Regions from separate parts of the Mus musculus genome. Here region 2 is linked to region 1. The links are chromatin loops, found by intact Hi-C in ENCODE. Cell type or tissue: left cerebral cortex. All regions are shown on one strand.

Region 1 (8,000 bases):
TGACCAAATACCGGACATGGGACAATTGCAGGGAGTCAGCCTCGTTTGGGCTTGTGTTGCCAGGAGGTGGTTCATGGAGCTGGGAAGGTGTGCACCCAGGGCCTGGAGGCCTGGAGGCCCAGTGCAGCCAAGAAGAGGGTTGGGCCAGGCTCTGGTGCCACAGAGCCCACAGCCTGTGATCCACTTCCTCAGCCTCCCAAGGAGCGCCACCTACTAAGGATCAAATGTTCAAACACAAGAGCCTTTGGGGGCCTTCTCACCTTCACACTGCAACAGATCTAGTGGACTAGAGCCTCCCATCACATTGTTTCTAAGCCCCTCAAATTAACATTTCTCATCTTAAATTCATCCTGACGTTCATTGGTGACTTTAAAAAACTCACCATTGTGTTAAATAGCCTTGTAGTAGAATTCTTTTTGAGACAGACTGTATCTCATTCTGCCCTGAGTTATAGTGCTCCTCCTGCCGTGGTCAGCTGAGTGCTGGGACTGCGGACATACACACCACCATATCCTATTTCGTCCTTTTATGATTTTCCTTCCCTGTCGGACCATTAAACTAAGGACCTTTAGCAGGATCTTCCAGTGCTCCGTCACTGAACTAGCCCCTTCCCCAAGCTCTGAAAGAGGTCATAGTTCTATCCCAATTATAAATATTGGATACTGCTTATGATCATTTGAACATTTTGATACAAAAATTCTCTAGGTTTTATTGTACTAATGTGACCTCAGAGAATCTCAGCTAAGGTTTTGTCGGTGGGAGCCAGAATGTAATGTGAAATGTGAAAGAGTGTATTAGTCAGGGTTCTCTAGAGTCACAGGACTTAGGGGCAGTCTCTATAGAGTAAGGGAATTTGTTGATGACTTACAGTCTGCAGTCCAACTCCCAACAGTGGTCAGGAGCAGCTGTGAATGGGAGTCCAAGGATCTAGCAGTTGCTCTGTCCCACCTGGCAAGCAGGCGAAGGAGAGAGAGAACCTTCCTTCTTCCAGTGTCCTTATATGGACTTCAGCAGAAGGTGTAGCCCAGATTAAAGGTGTGTTCCACCACACACCAAGATCCAGATCAGAAACTTCTATCTCCCAGCCTCCAGATAAGGGTCACTGGTGAGCCTTCCAATTCTGGATTGTAGTTCATTCCAGATATAGTCAAGTTGACAACCAGGAAGGGCCACTACAGAAAGGGTGTGGTCAGGTAGGAGTTCAATGATTGATTAACCACAGGAGTGATCCGTAGGCCATGTCTCTCACTGCCCGCTCTGACTATTGAATGCATTCTATCTTGTTTGCGTAGTAAAATAAGTTTCATGTAGGACCCAGGATGCTCTCTAGCATTTTAAAAGGCTAATGTGCACTTTACAACCACCGATATATTTGGTCTATTCTTCAGGATGAAGTAAGGGAAAATATAGCTCGTGGAATGGCAATCCTGGGCCCCACATTCACTCTTGACGCTCTTGTGGAATGCCTTGTGATTGGAGTTGGCACCATGTCAGGTTTGTAAACAATTTCTAGTACACTTACAGTTGTCATTAAAAGGGAAGATAGCAGATCTGATATTTACATTGTTTATTCTTGGATTCTGACCTGAGTGACTTGAACGGGGATATTGTAAGTGTGTGGAGCTATGGACCTCTGTGCATGGTAAGAAAGTAGTAACAGGTTTCGGATATTGCCCATGCTTGCTGTCCTCTCTTTTTGTGTCCACTTGTGGTACGTGGGGTTTGCTCTTGGTTTATAACCAAGATGGTATTGCAAGGCCTGGAGACCCTTGCTGTTATCTGGGCTGAAGTAGGGATTCCTTTCCTTGTATTTTAATTGCCATGTTGGAGGTGGTGCAAGAGGCCAGATCTAAGCAGGTAGTTGGGAAGGTTTAATTAGGTACTAGGCCATACATCGTAGCCTGCCGCAGCACCAACCTCTACACACTTCCTCATCCTTAAAGCAGCACGGAGAATTAATACTAAGCTTCAAACAGGACTCCATTACGTACAGTGGAGATTTGCCAGAGTGAATGTATCATGCTATTATGAGGCATCCTGGTCTTAGACTAGATTTTTTTAAGTTCTGGTTTTGTGTGTGTGTGTGTGTCCATCCATCCATCTGTGGCCCCTGGAGTTATAGGTGGTTGTGAGCTATCTAATGTGGGTGCTGGGAACCAAACTGGGGTCCTCTGCAAGAGCCCAAGACACTTTTAGCTGTTGAGTTATCTGCTACTCCAACCCCTAATTGTCTTTCTTTTGGGAGAAAATTTGGTTGTCTCTGTATTCATTTATTAAATATTATGTACTTCTTTAAATTTCTGATAGTAATAACACATATTCTACTATTCAACAAAGGTTTTTATTTAGGAAAGAAAAAACATTCTAAAAATTGTTTTAAAATTTACTGCTAAGGATAGGGCTCAGCGGCTCAGTCTATAGCACATGTTTTCTCAGACTTTAAGATGTACTTTGTGTAACCTAGGAAGATGGCAGGTAAAGCACTTGCCATGAAACGATGAGAGCTGAGTTGGGGTTTCTAGGACCCGCGTAAGCCTGCCATGGTAGCGCGTCTCTGCCCTCCCAGTGCTCCTGTGATGGGGCAGAGGCAAAGAGAATTTCCAGAAGTTGAAGCTCTAGCTGTAGCTAACCTGTGGTATCGCAAAGAGACAAGTCTGTCTCTAGTAACACAGATACAATAACAGACAACTGATACTGTCCCCTGACTCCATACGTGCCCCACAATCACACACACACACACACACACACACACACACACACACACACACACACACGGAAAAATTACCTTCTTTAAAGGTATAGTTTTGAGTTTTAATGACGATACTGTCATGTCATCACCACTAAATAAAATGTTGATCAGGTGAAAACACAGCCACATAAACAAGAGAGTTTGAGATGTTGCAGGTGGGCCAGGAAGTTACAGGCCTGGAAGCAAAGGCTGTGTATTTGAATCTGATGCAGAAAGTAGTAGGGCTGATGCCTTGTCTTGAATCATTAGAGAAATGAATCAAAGAATTGGGTGTGTCGTGGCAGAAGCCACTGAAGTCATCTTTATCTGCAGAAATAGGGCTTAAAATTAATTAGGCAGCAACCCACTGCCTACCTTTTTACACAGTGTGAGGGATTGATCCTGGAGCTTGTATGTGCTTTGGACACATTCTGCCACATCCTGGGCATAACTGAAAAGGCCAGTTCAGAAAAGGGTTGGGCTAAGTGTAGCTAACTCAGTGCTACTATGTACTTTGCACATATAAAGGTACAGGGTGCAGTTCCCAGCACACATACAAGCCACAGCTGCTCAGACGTCTTTGGACTAGAGCTGTGGCCTGTGTGACATCAAAGTGGCAGAGCAGCTGCTTTTGGAACAGTCAGGAAGAATGATGGCAACAGGGAGTTTAACCAAAAAAAAAAAAAAGTTGGTGATTGATTTGTGAAAAGCATTGGTTAAGTATTGATTATGAAAATCTATTCATTTAGTGTTTAAGTTGAATGTATAGATTTGCTTTATTTATTATATGTATAACTTGCAGTTTCTCAGATGCCCTTGGTTGTGAGAATAAATAATGTAATGTAGTTTTTTACTTTAATTTGAGCCAAAGAGTAGGAGTTGGTGATCTTAATTTTTTTTCTGGTCTGTACAATTTTGGCACCTTCTATTTGAGATTACCGACTGATCCTTGAAATAATTTTGTGGTGAAATGTTTGTTAATTTTCACTCTTGAGTTATTAACATTTTTGCATTGTATCATTTTCAGATTAGGTCAATGAAGTAAAATGCTTAGAACATCAGTAGGCACTGTGGGGTTATAGAGAGCTGCACTTAGTGCTCTGTAAGGACTGTGTACTGAGATGCCGTGTCAGAAAGGCATAACTGCCTACTGATCTGTGCATTATATTATAAATCAACGTGGACACATGGGCTAATTAATTGCTTTTATGATAAGTGAGTCTAGGGGAGTAGTGTAGTTTGGAGGATAAAGTAATTCCTGTAGAGTAGCTGGTCTTATAGCTGCTTGTCTCAGCCAAAGTGATAGCATTTATAGAAGAATTGGAAGCATTTGTCTGCCAGCTGTGTGAAACAGCCCCATTACATACAGCTTTGTGCTGATGCTTGGGTCTGTGTCCTGGCAGGACTGCTGTTCCTCAGGCCATAGATCATCTTTGTGTTGCTAATTTTGTTGTACTAAATGACAAAGGATGTAATGTAGTGAGACTTGGCTGTGCATAATGAAGCGCCTGTAAGTTAAGTGGCATGTTAGAGACCCACACTGAGCAGCTGTGTCTCACTCTCTCCCCAGGCGTCCGCCAGCTGGAGATCATGTGCTGCTTCGGCTGCATGTCAGTGTTGGCCAACTACTTTGTGTTCATGACATTCTTCCCGGCCTGTGTGTCGCTGGTCCTAGAGGTGAGGCGGGGTTTCCTGGTGTCATTAGTTGTAAAGTAGTACTTCCCATGCTGCCCCTCTCCTTAGTCCCCTCATACCTCCTAACGCAGTGCCCACTTCCTTCGTAGCTTTCTCGTGAAAGCCGTGAGGGTCGTCCAATTTGGCAGCTCAGCCATTTTGCCAGAGTTTTAGAAGAAGAAGAAAATAAACCAAACCCCGTAACCCAAAGGGTCAAGATGATTATGGTAATGGCATTTTTTTCTCCAGTATCTGTAGTTTCGGTGTGTCTTATTCTTTGGGTATTTGGGGGCTTTTGCTTGTGTTTTTAGTTCCTATCTTGTTTATCTAATATTTGTTCCTTTCGGTGATGTTCCAGTCTTCTCTTTTTTCTGAGTTAGTTTTTTGTTGCTTTGAAGTTCTGGGGATTTTAGTTTGATGTCTTGAGACAGGATCTTACTGGTTTTGAACTTTCAATCATCCTGCTTCAGCCCCCCTGAGTGCTGGGATACAAGGTGTTTGCCACCATGCCCCATTGGGCTTATGGTCTTTGTTATTCTTGCTCTCCTGAACAGACAGACCCCTGTCTTTGAAAGGCTATTCTTTGGGATGTTTGAACCCTTACAGCACCATTGCTTTTATTTAACAAACTAGGGGCTTTCTTACCATGATAAGTGGGGCTGAGGACTAAAGTGTCTGGCTATGGAGTTGGGAGGGACGAGAAAGAAAGCAGAAGGTATACAATTTAAAATATGTCCCTTCAGTCTTTAGGCTTGGTCCTTGTTCACGCTCATAGTCGCTGGATAGCTGATCCTTCTCCTCAGAACAGCACAGCGGAGCAGGCTAAGGTTTCCTTGGGTCTGGACGAAGATGTGTCCAAGAGAATTGAACCAAGTGTTTCTCTCTGGCAGTTTTATCTCTCCAAGTAAGTGACTGGAACCCACAATACTCTGTGTTCTCATGGGGCTGTGCTGTGACTTTACTATTTCTGAACTGACAACATTTATCTTGGCTTTCATCCAGGATGATCAGCATGGACATTGAGCAAGTGATTACCCTGAGTTTAGCCTTCCTTTTGGCTGTCAAGTATATTTTCTTTGAACAAGCAGAGACAGAATCGACACTGTCATTAAAAAATCCTATCACGTCTCCCGTCGTGACCTCAAAGAAAGCTCAAGACAACTGTTGTAGACGTGAGCCTCTGCTTGTGAGAAGGAACCAGAAGCTTTCGTCAGTAGAGGAGGATCCAGGAGCGAACCAAGAGAGAAAAGGTACCGTGCTGTGTTCTTCATCTCAGGTCCTCTTGTCCGAGGCCACCCCCTGAGTTGACTTCCTCTGAAAGTGATTTGAGGACTTTGAGATGTCTTTTTGCCTCTCACACAGTTGAGGTTATAAAACCATTAGTGGTGGAAGCAGAGACTACAAGCAGAGCTACGTTTGTGCTTGGGGCTTCTGTAGCCAGCCCTCCATCCGCCCTGGGGACACAGGAGCCTGGAATTGAACTCCCCATCGAGCCACGACCTAATGAAGAATGTCTGCAGATACTGGAGAATGCAGAGGTGAGAAAAGGGTGTGCTCACACGGGAGAATACAGAGGAGGGACAAGGGTGTGCTCACACTGGGGGAGAATACAGAGGAGGGACAAGGGTGTGCTCACACTGGGGGTTTCTTTTATAGAGGATGTTTTTGGTACCTTTCTTTAATCAAGGGAAGTTAAGACTGGTACTACCGAGGCCTACTGTGCCCTAGTCTCTGTGTCACGTGGCTTATTCATAGCTATATAAATCCCTATAGCCTTTGGGGGTGTTATCCCCACCCTTCGGATGAGCAGGCCAGGCTCAAGAGGCTTTACCAAGATATTTACCATTGAGGAAACTGTAAAGCTAGCAGCAGGGTTTCTTATTTTCTGGTCCCAGAATCAAAGCTCCTTGTAGTGAGTTACTGTCTTGTAGACATGGGGAGCTTTTGAATCTGTGTGTGTTGAAGTGAGCTGTGTTTGTACACTGTGTTCTCTCACCACGTTTACAGATGTCCCTTCATGCTTCCAGCCTTATCAGCTTAATCTAATTCTTTCTGTAATAAGAATATGTTTTCCTGGCCTATTGATTTTTTTTTTCCCATGTTTGGTAAGATACAGTTCCATTCTACCATCATTTACTAAGATATATTGACAGAGGAAATTACAGATATTTAGAATGCATAGTTTTATGAGTAATCAACACAAGCTAAGTAAATAAAAAATTTCACTATGTAGTCCTGGCTAGCTTAGAACTCCCTGTGTAGACCAGGCTGGCCTCAAAATCAGAAGTCTACCTTCCTTTGCCTCCCCAATGCTGGGATTAAAGGCGTGTAATACCTCCTGGCTTTATCTGGTTTTTTTTTTTTTTTTTTTTTTGAGACAGGGTTTCTTAGGGTTTTTATTCCTGCACAAAACATGACCAAGAAGCAAGTTGGGGAGGAAAGGGTTTATTCAGCTTACACTTTCCACACTGCTGTTCATCACCAAAGGAAGTCAGGACTGGAAGTCAAGCAGAAGCTGATGCAGAGGCCAAGGAGGGATGCTGCTTACTGGCTTGCTCAGCTTGCTCCACCCACAATGGGCCCTCCCCCACCCCCCCTTGATCATTAATTGAGAAAATGCCCCACAGCTGGGCTCCTTTCTCTGATAACTCCAGCTTGTGTCAAGTTGACACACAAAACCAGCCAGTACACAGGGTCTCTTACTAAATGTGGAGCTTGTCATTTTGGTTAAACTGGACATAGCAAGTCCCCAGCAACTGCCTGTGTCTTCCTCCTGCCCTGTGCTGGGATTGCAGATGTATACTACTGTGCCTGGCTTTTATGTGCTTGCTAGGGATTTGAACTCTGCCTCATGTCTGCATAGCAAGCACTTCTTGGATCTTCTTGATATTTTTCAGAATATCTCCCCCTTTACAAACCCAAAGCCTTTTGAATTTTACTCTTAATGTTTTTACTTTAGCTCTTTTGAGAATTGGTATCCTCAGCTGAAATATATCCTATTTAAGGGCCACAATTTGTACCCACAAAAATATTAAATGAAGAGAGTATATATTGATTGTCCATTGTAAGTAAATATGTATTGATTGATATTCATTGATCAGTCCACGAGCATTTAAGTGTAGAGGAGGTCCTGTTGTACAGAGGCAGGGGGGCTGGACTGAGGGCAAGGCTTTGTTCTGGGTTTGTTCTTCAGAGGGGATGGGGCATAGTCTGGCTAAGTGTCATAGTTCCCAGGGTTGGTATATACTGCTTTATAGCCTTGTGAACAGCTCTGCACTGTGCTCTTTCAGCCTTTGCTCTTCTGCTCATGAACTGCCCTTCTTATCTAATCCCATCTCTTCATTTTCTTCTTCCTTTCTGCAGAAAGGTGCAAAGTTCCTTAGTGATGCAGAGATCATCCAGTTGGTCAATGCCAAGCATATCCCAGCTTACAAATTGGAAACTCTAATGGAAACTCATGAACGTGGTGTGTCTATTCGCCGGCAGCTCCTCTCCACAAAGCTTGCAGAGCCGTCCTCTCTACAGTACCTGCCTTACAGAGATTATAATTATTCCTTGGTATGCTCTTTGATTAGGGAGGGCTTGCTCTGTAACTTGT
Region 2 (8,000 bases), 450 kb before region 1:
AAAACAAACCAAAACCATCCTTGTTTTTTCTTATTATGGATCAAGATAAAATTTCAAGGATCCATTTTTTGGGACAGTACAGTTGATGAAATCAGGAACTCTGGTATAGTCGGGCAAGAACTATACAATCCCAGCCCTTTATTCTGAAGAAGATATTACTAAAATTACCCAGCCTTTCTTGGGATTCACAATCCTCTGGCCTCAGTATACTAAAATCCCTTCTTAACAAACTAACATTTTAGAACCAATAAATGTTATTCCATCAACTTTAGATCCTGAAGGTACAAAACTAATCTTTTCATCCTGATAAATTTATCCTTTTTCTTGCCTAATTAATTAAAAACCTTCTCTATTTAAACTAGACCTTTCATCTATTCTACTGAAACGAACATTTTATTTCCAACACTGTTAGTGTAAAATCACAAGTACTATCTATAACCATAGATAGACACTTATTATTTGACATGTGCTCAAAGGCCTTGATGTACTTTATAGAGAACTGCTCAACCGTGTTCACTGCCACTTTATTTGCAATAGCTAGGAAACGGAAACAACCCCAGTGTCCTCCAGCTGATGAATGGACAGTGAAGACCTAAGCGTGTCCATGGATTTCTCTTCAGCTGTAAAGAAGAATGAGAATAAGTGAAAGGATGGAGTAGACAATACGTACTGGGGTGGTCTGAAAGCTAAAGGCTCCCATGGGCCCCTCTGCTGGATTCTCAGTGCCTAGCTGGCAGGACTGTTTGGGAACGGTTAGGCTCCCAGTGTGCTCTCGGCTTCCTGCTTGAGGTTCATGATGAGCTCAGCTGCTGCTGCAGAGCTATGCTTTCCTGCCTCCTGCTATACTCTCTACCATTATGGAGATGGACTTCTATCTCTCTGCAACTTTAACCTCCGTACGAACCCTTCCATTAAGTTGAGTCTGCCATGGTCTTTTATCGGAGCAACCGGAAAGGAACTAGGTAGATGGTACTGGGTTGAGCTATAGTTATGATAGACATTTTTGGTTTGTTTTTGTAGAAATATGGAAGACTTTGGGACTTTAGATTAGGAAAAAGGTTGAATGCTGTAAGCAGAGCCTAACCAGCCATCCTAGTCGGAGCTTAGAAGACAGTAGTACAGAAAACAATGTGGGCTGTGGAGACCCAGATGGAGAAACCTGGGGGGAAGGGAGTAGCAGCAATCTGGCTAGATACCATCCCGGTGATATTCCTGCTCCAGTCCGAAGAACTTGCCCAAGACAAAACTGAGAAGTAACGGAACAATTTCTTCAGCAGAGGAGACTTCAAGGCAGCCTAAACTGTCTGCAAATCACGGATAACCAACCACTCTGCAGTGTCATTGCTAACAATCACTCACATGCAGGTTGACAATGAAAAAGTGCAAGTGAGGATAAAGAAACACAAAGTATACAGTGTAGAGAGAAAAGAACACCATGCGACAGAAAGAGCTACAGGACTTGCGTTTTCTCGGATGGTTTCGTCTAGCTTTAGCCCAGTATTTCCTCACTATAACCCATTTCCTCCCTCAACACATGTTCTGGGTCTGTATGTTGAACTATGTAATTTGTTTTTTGATTTTTAATTTTATATGTTACAAGTGCCTTGCATCTCAGAGTGTATTTGAACTTTGGACTATAAAAAGTATTGAGACTAAAAATTTACAGTGACTTTTTTTTTTGGTTTTTCGAGACAGGGTTTCTCTGTATAGCCCTGGCTGTCCTGGAACTCACTTTGTAGACCAGGCTGGCCTCGAACTCAGAAATCTGCCTCCCGAGTGCTGGGATCAAAGGTGTGCGCCACCACGCCCGGCGAGACTTTTTTTTTTTTTTAAGATTTATTAACTTTATACATGTGAGTATGCTGTTGCTGTTTTCAGACACCCCAGAAGATGGCATCAGATCCCATTACAGATGGTTGTGAGCCACCATGTGGGTGCTGGGAATTGAACTCAGGACCTCTGGAAGAGCAGTCAGTGCTCTTAACCTCAGAGGCATCTTTCCAGCCCTTACTGTGACTTCTGAAGTTGGATTAAATGCACTTGGCATTTTGATCTGGCCACAAGACAATGGCGATCAGGGAGTAGAACCTGGTGTTTTGAATGAAGATGATCCCCGTAGGTTATAAATTAGAGATAGAGTTGGAGAAGGACACAGGAGGAGTTGGAGGAGAGGATGGGGTAGAGAGATGTAAATACAGTTGTGTGCACACACAAGTGTTGGAGGTGGGGTGGGGGGCACTGGTTAATCCCAGCCCGGGGGAGGCAGAGGCACTGGCTCTCTGTGAATTTAAGGCCTCACTATACAGTGAGTTCCAGAGCTACACAGAGAAACCCTGTCTTAGGAAGAAAGTACACACGTTGGGCTCTCGGTTCAATACCTACCATACCATGCAAAAATAAACAAAAACAAACAAATGGCAGACTAGATTGAGCCTACAGAGCAGAGCTGGAAGGCCTTGAAGCTACAACATCTCTCTTAACTCTGCTTACAAAGTTATACTTATGTTTGAAGCCCTAACCCCAAAGGAACATGTGGACAGTGAGAGAAGACATATAGTACATCTGTGCTCACAGGAACACACACACAATTCTTAAAAAAAAAAAAAATCACAAATATACAATCATTAAGTAACTGCCTGTGAGAATATTGAATAGTATCTAAACATTTTATTCTTCACACATTTTATTCTTCACATTTTACTTATATTTATCTTTAATATAAATATTTTATTATCATGTACCATCTAACTATATCCATCTAAAATTATTTACATAATTAACAGATTTTTTTTGAGTAAATAATTTGACATCTAAAATGACAAAGTCATAAATTAACTAAATAATTTAATTGAATGGTAGGAAGGAAACAAGTCTAATTTTATTATAAAATATAAAATCTTGCTGGGCGGTGGTGGCACACACCTTTAATCCCAGCACTTGGGAGTTCGAGGCCAGCCTGGTCTACAAAGTGAGTTCCAGGACTGCCAGGGCTATACAGAGAAACCCTGTCTCAAAAAACCAAAAAAAAAAAAAAAAAAAAAAAAAACACCAGCAAAAAAACAAAAGGGGGCTGGAGAGATGGCTCAGCGGTGACTGCTCTTCTGAAGGTCCTGAGTTCCTGAGTTCAAATCCCAGCAACCACATGGTGGCTCACAACCATCCGTAATGAGATCTGATGTCCTCTTCTGGTGCGTCTGAAGACAGCTACAGTGTACTTACATATAATAGTAAATAAATCTTTAATATTATTTATATATATATATCTTAGCTGCTATCAGAAGCCAACAAAGGGCTGTGGAGATGGCTCAGCAGAGAGCTTGTAAAGCCTGGGCTTCATCCCCTTGTGCTGTATAAGCTAGGGATTATGGCGCATGCCTTTAACCCTGGTCCTCAGGATGCAGAGGCAGAAGGAAATGGTCATTTAACAACTTTCACACCATATGAAATCCTCCTTCAAAAACTGAAAAATAAATTCAAAGACAGTTTGTTATTTCACCCTTTTCAGACAGGATTCGCCACATAGGGCAAATGAGTCTCAGACTCTCAGCAATCTCAGCCTCCATGCCTGGGACTGCAGGACTGAGTCTCCATGGCTCATCTGAAGGTGACATGCTTACCAAGAGTTCTGGTTGGTGATTCTGTTAATGGCCAAGTCTCTGGAAGAACTGACTGTATTATTTATGGTTATCACTAACTTATTTATTATATCCAGTAGCCTAGGTAAAGTGGATTAATTATAAAAGTATCTGAATTTAAAAAAAAACAGATGTTAAGCTTCAACATTACTAAAACCTATCCTATTAAATTCAAAAGTGACGGTAATGAATCTTTTGAGAGACACAGTGACTAGAATACTCTGGATTTGCACAATGGAAGATGCCATGGGTGAGTTTATTCCAACCTCTTACTCACTAAGGCTCTGTACAACACTGTTCAGATGGTGACAGCCCTGGGAAGCCTGATGGGTCATCTTGTAGCAGAAGCTAGATGCAAACCCTTGCAAGGATACCTGCCGGAGCACATAGAGCAGCTCTGCCTTCAGGCCTAGATTCCCACAGTATAGAAGCAACAACACACGACAGAGTGCGAGTGAGAAGCACGAGTTCCTCACTTGTTTACTGAAGCCGTAGGTGAAGTCTTGGCAACGTTTTCATCTTCACCTTGAGAACTACTAAACTCAGAATCCTGAAAATGCTTCCCAATCTTTGGCCGCTTTAGATGGCTGCTCCGAGTACGCGTGGAAACAGGAGTCTTTTCTGGACCTGAGGGGAAACCAGGAAAACTGCATTTGAGTCTGAATGCGAAGGACTACCTAGGAACACACACAGCAACACAGCAATGCTAGATCTGCAGCGTGGCAACCCACGGCCCCATTACAGTGTCGCTCCTTCCTGCAGATCCAGCTAAGAAGAGCAGTGTCAGCACTTGTTTTCATTATAAAATAATGGCTGATGTCCACTCCACATATCCCTACATCATCACGAGGGTCACTGTGTCTACACTCTCCTCCATGTTCTCTCTTACTGTTGTTGGGAAATGACGTGGATATTATGATCCCCGTGCTACAAGTACAGAATGCAGAGCTCACCAGCACCCTCCGTGTTCTCACAGTAAAATCCGAGGCAGTGGAGTTGGGAGGAGAACCCAGGCTAGAACACTTACTACAAGACGTGATTTGAGCTGATTTCTTACCTTCAGAAGTGCTAGCAAAGGCATCTTTTAGGGAATGGATCTAAAATAGAGATAAAGATTAAAATCTAATGTTTTAAACTATTCTTTCTCACTATGGACCTCTTTCATTCATAGTTTCAAAGAACAATATTTAATTGTATTCCAATTTTTGTTAAGAAATCTACCTTCGAAATTAAAAGATTATGTTATAGCCCTTGGTTCATTATAAGCCTAAGAATTCATCAAAGGATCTGAAATGTCTACAGCCTTCTGCTCTGCTGGGTGAGGGCTGCTGTTGAGGTTGCTGGTTTGTGTTGTTTTCATATGACCTTCGCATAGATCTCTACTGCTGGTGAACTAAACACACGGCTAAAGCTCCTCAACATGTAGCCTGGTCCAAGGCCAGGGTCTCCCAACAGAGGGCTCATCTGACTTCACAGTAAACCCATCAAGGTAAATTCCCCAAATCATTTCTCCACATTGATGGCAACAATTACAGTCATTCCCGTTAGGCCTATGGAACAGAAGTGAGATAGTCCTAAATCTCATTCAACCAATCGCAAAGCTTGCTGATTTTGAATGAAGGCTCCCTGTCTCATCACTATTGCTTTAGCCAAAGCTTTATTTTATTATCTTAATCTGAACAATCCCAACAGCTTCTTCACGGGCCAAGTATTCCCTTTAACTACCATCCTATCTACTACCTAAGCCTTTACACCCAGTAAAAGAATGCTTCCGGGCTGGAGAGATGGCTCAGCGGTTAAGAGCTCTTCCTTCCGAAGGCTCTGAGTTCAAATCCCAGCAACCACTTGGTGGCTCACAACCATACATAATGAGATCTGATGCCCTCTTACGGAGTGTCTGAAGACAGCTACAGTGTTCGTACATATAATAAATAAATAAATCTTAAAAAAAAAAAAGATTGCTTCCCAGTCACAAGCTGTATGACTGACTCCCTTGCTTAGTCAATACCTTACCACTGTACAGACTACAAACCAAAAAGCATTTAATAGTTAATCTCTTTCATAATAAGCATACATCTCCTTTACCTGCTCTCTGCTAAAATGCCCTGATAACGTTTTCAGACTTCCCACCTACCCTTCACGTCACCCTTGTGCTACGCTATAGTAAGTAAGACAATTATTCCCCTGTAGTATAGCCATTGCTGTAACAATGGATCATCTAGGTCTCTCGTGACAAGAACCATACCTTTGAATGTCCACTTCTTGCTCTGATACCTACTCCATTACAAAACTCCAAACACTCAATTTATCCATTCCACACTCACTGAATTACAACATGGTATCAAAAGATCTATTTAAAGCTGAAAAAAATTTATCCTGTATTTCAGAATACTAGTAGAATTATGTAAATTTGAAGATGCCAATTAAAAAAAAAAGTAAATGTTTTGAGGTACAAATGATCCCAATCCAATCATTAAATAATGTACATAATAAATGTCACATTTTTTACTAAAGCATTATTGTAAGAATATGAACTTCAAAAATGACAGAATATACAATTTATGCTATTAATCTTATGATGTACAGTTACTACAATATATTCTCATTCAAATGACATTTAAAATTATTTGGTATTATATTAAAATAAACTATAGCCTTTATTACCCTTGTGGGAAGAGCAAAATTTCTAGTTTCCCTTGATTTTATGATAACTAAAAATACTATGTGACTGTGTGACTGAAAAATATGGGCTGTAACATAACAAGAACAGGGGCTTGCCAGGCATGGTGCCACACTGAGTCTGAGAACTCAGGAGGAAGAGGCAGGTGAGACTTTGTGAATTTCAGGTCAGCCACAGCAACTTAATGAGACACTGTCTCAATAATAAACAATACATATGTATGTAACCTTAAATTAGTTTTAATTAGCTTGTAATACTGTAAACATCATTACAAATATTTTTCAAAAAACATTAAATCTTTAATAATCAACTGTCAGAGCCACCAAGAAAATGAATGCAGTTGAAATTACCTAAGCTTATGTAATAAATGTCTGAAACTTTGGGTACAAAAGCTTCCAGTCTGAGCTATTCATGAGGCCAAGGCAGGATGTTTTCAAGTTCAAACTAGGCTAGAATACAGGCCTACCTGAGCAACATGCTGAGACCCACCGCAAAATAAAGAGCACCAGGCAGGGCTGGGAATGAGCTTTAGTGGTAAAACAATTGCCCAGAACACATAAGATACCACGTTCAGTGCTCACTATCCCCAAAACAAGCAACAAACACAAATGACACAAAAACACGACAGTTTCCTATGAGGGTCAAAGGTGTACCTGCAGCTCACTAGACTGAGTGTCGTCCAGTCCAGGTTCATGTTCTGGTACAGCAGCAAGACCATATTCTCCAGACACAGGTCTTGTGGCTTCATATTGAGAAACATCTACATGAAGAAAAAATTTTAAATTATGAACCAATCATGTCTTTTATATTAATACTATTTGAGTTTTAGATATGTCTCCCTTATAATACCTTGTCACTAATCCATTGATCCACAAAGCCTAATCCATGCTTCTTTATGAATATATTATTTTAACTCCCAATCCTTACTGGGTTATTTCATTGGTTGGGCTAGTCTAGGTCAGGTATTGTTTTTGTCATTGTTATTTTGGAGTTTTTGTTTGCTTTGTTTTGTTTTTGTTTTTGTTTTTTCAGACAGGATTTCTGTGTCATCCTAGCTATTCTGGAACTTACTCTGTAAGCCAGACTGGCCTAGAACAAAGAGACCCACCTGCCTCTGCCTCTCGAGTGCTGGGATGAAAGGTGTGCACCATGCCTGGCATTGTCTTTTGTGTTGTACTTTTACCTTTCAGGCGTATTTAATGTATGAATATTTTGCCAGTATATATGTAGGTATAACGTGTACCTGGTGGCCAAGGAGGTCAGGTGTCAGATCCCACGGAACTGGAGTTGTAGAGATGGTTGTAAGCCACCACATGGATGCTGGCAATTGAACCCAGTCCTTTACAAGAGCCACAACTGCTCTCAACTGCTGAGACATTGCTCCAGCCCCCTCTACACCTCTTTTTTATTAGTGACTCAAAAGCAAAAGCACAATAAAAATTCCAAATTTTAAGAGGGTCTGTGTGATGGTAGTATATGCTCAGCCCAGAGAGCGGCACTATTAGAAGGTGTGGCCTTGTTGGAGTGGATGTGACCCTGTTGGAGTGGGTATGTCACTGTGGGTGAGGGCTTTAAGACTCTCATCCTAGCTGCCTGGTCGTGAGTCCCCTACTAGCAGCCTTCAGAAGATGTAGAACACTCAGCTCTGCCTGAACCATGCCTGCCTAGATGCTGCCATGTTCCCA

What was found. Peaks named below come from ENCODE experiments on the same cell type or tissue, not always from the same donor. Only the 100,000 strongest peaks of a DNase experiment are listed, where the experiment ranks them.
Region 2: it touches region 1 in a loop (2.1-fold over the local background); 4 of 42 quality-filtered maps call a loop at or near these places.

The regions. Positions count from the first base shown.
Region 1 is chr13:96,656,523-96,664,522 of GRCm38, reverse strand. Hmgcr (3-hydroxy-3-methylglutaryl-Coenzyme A reductase) reads left to right here. Exons shown (of 20, transcript NM_008255.2): 6 at 1,389-1,494; 7 at 4,299-4,405; 8 at 4,513-4,629; 9 at 5,146-5,306; 10 at 5,405-5,652; 11 at 5,765-5,940; 12 at 7,766-7,960. Among named protein-coding and RNA genes, the nearest start is that of Hmgcr, 10 kb to the left of the region's middle. In left cerebral cortex, no CTCF peak of the experiment used is centred here; a DNase peak (open chromatin) is centred at 4,199.
Region 2 is chr13:97,110,371-97,118,370 of GRCm38, reverse strand. Fam169a (family with sequence similarity 169, member A) reads right to left here. Exons shown (of 13, transcript NM_001100458.1): 8 at 6,969-7,075; 9 at 4,693-4,732; 10 at 4,112-4,262. Among named protein-coding and RNA genes, the nearest start is that of Nsa2, 24 kb to the left of the region's middle. In left cerebral cortex, no CTCF peak of the experiment used is centred here; no DNase peak of the experiment used is centred here.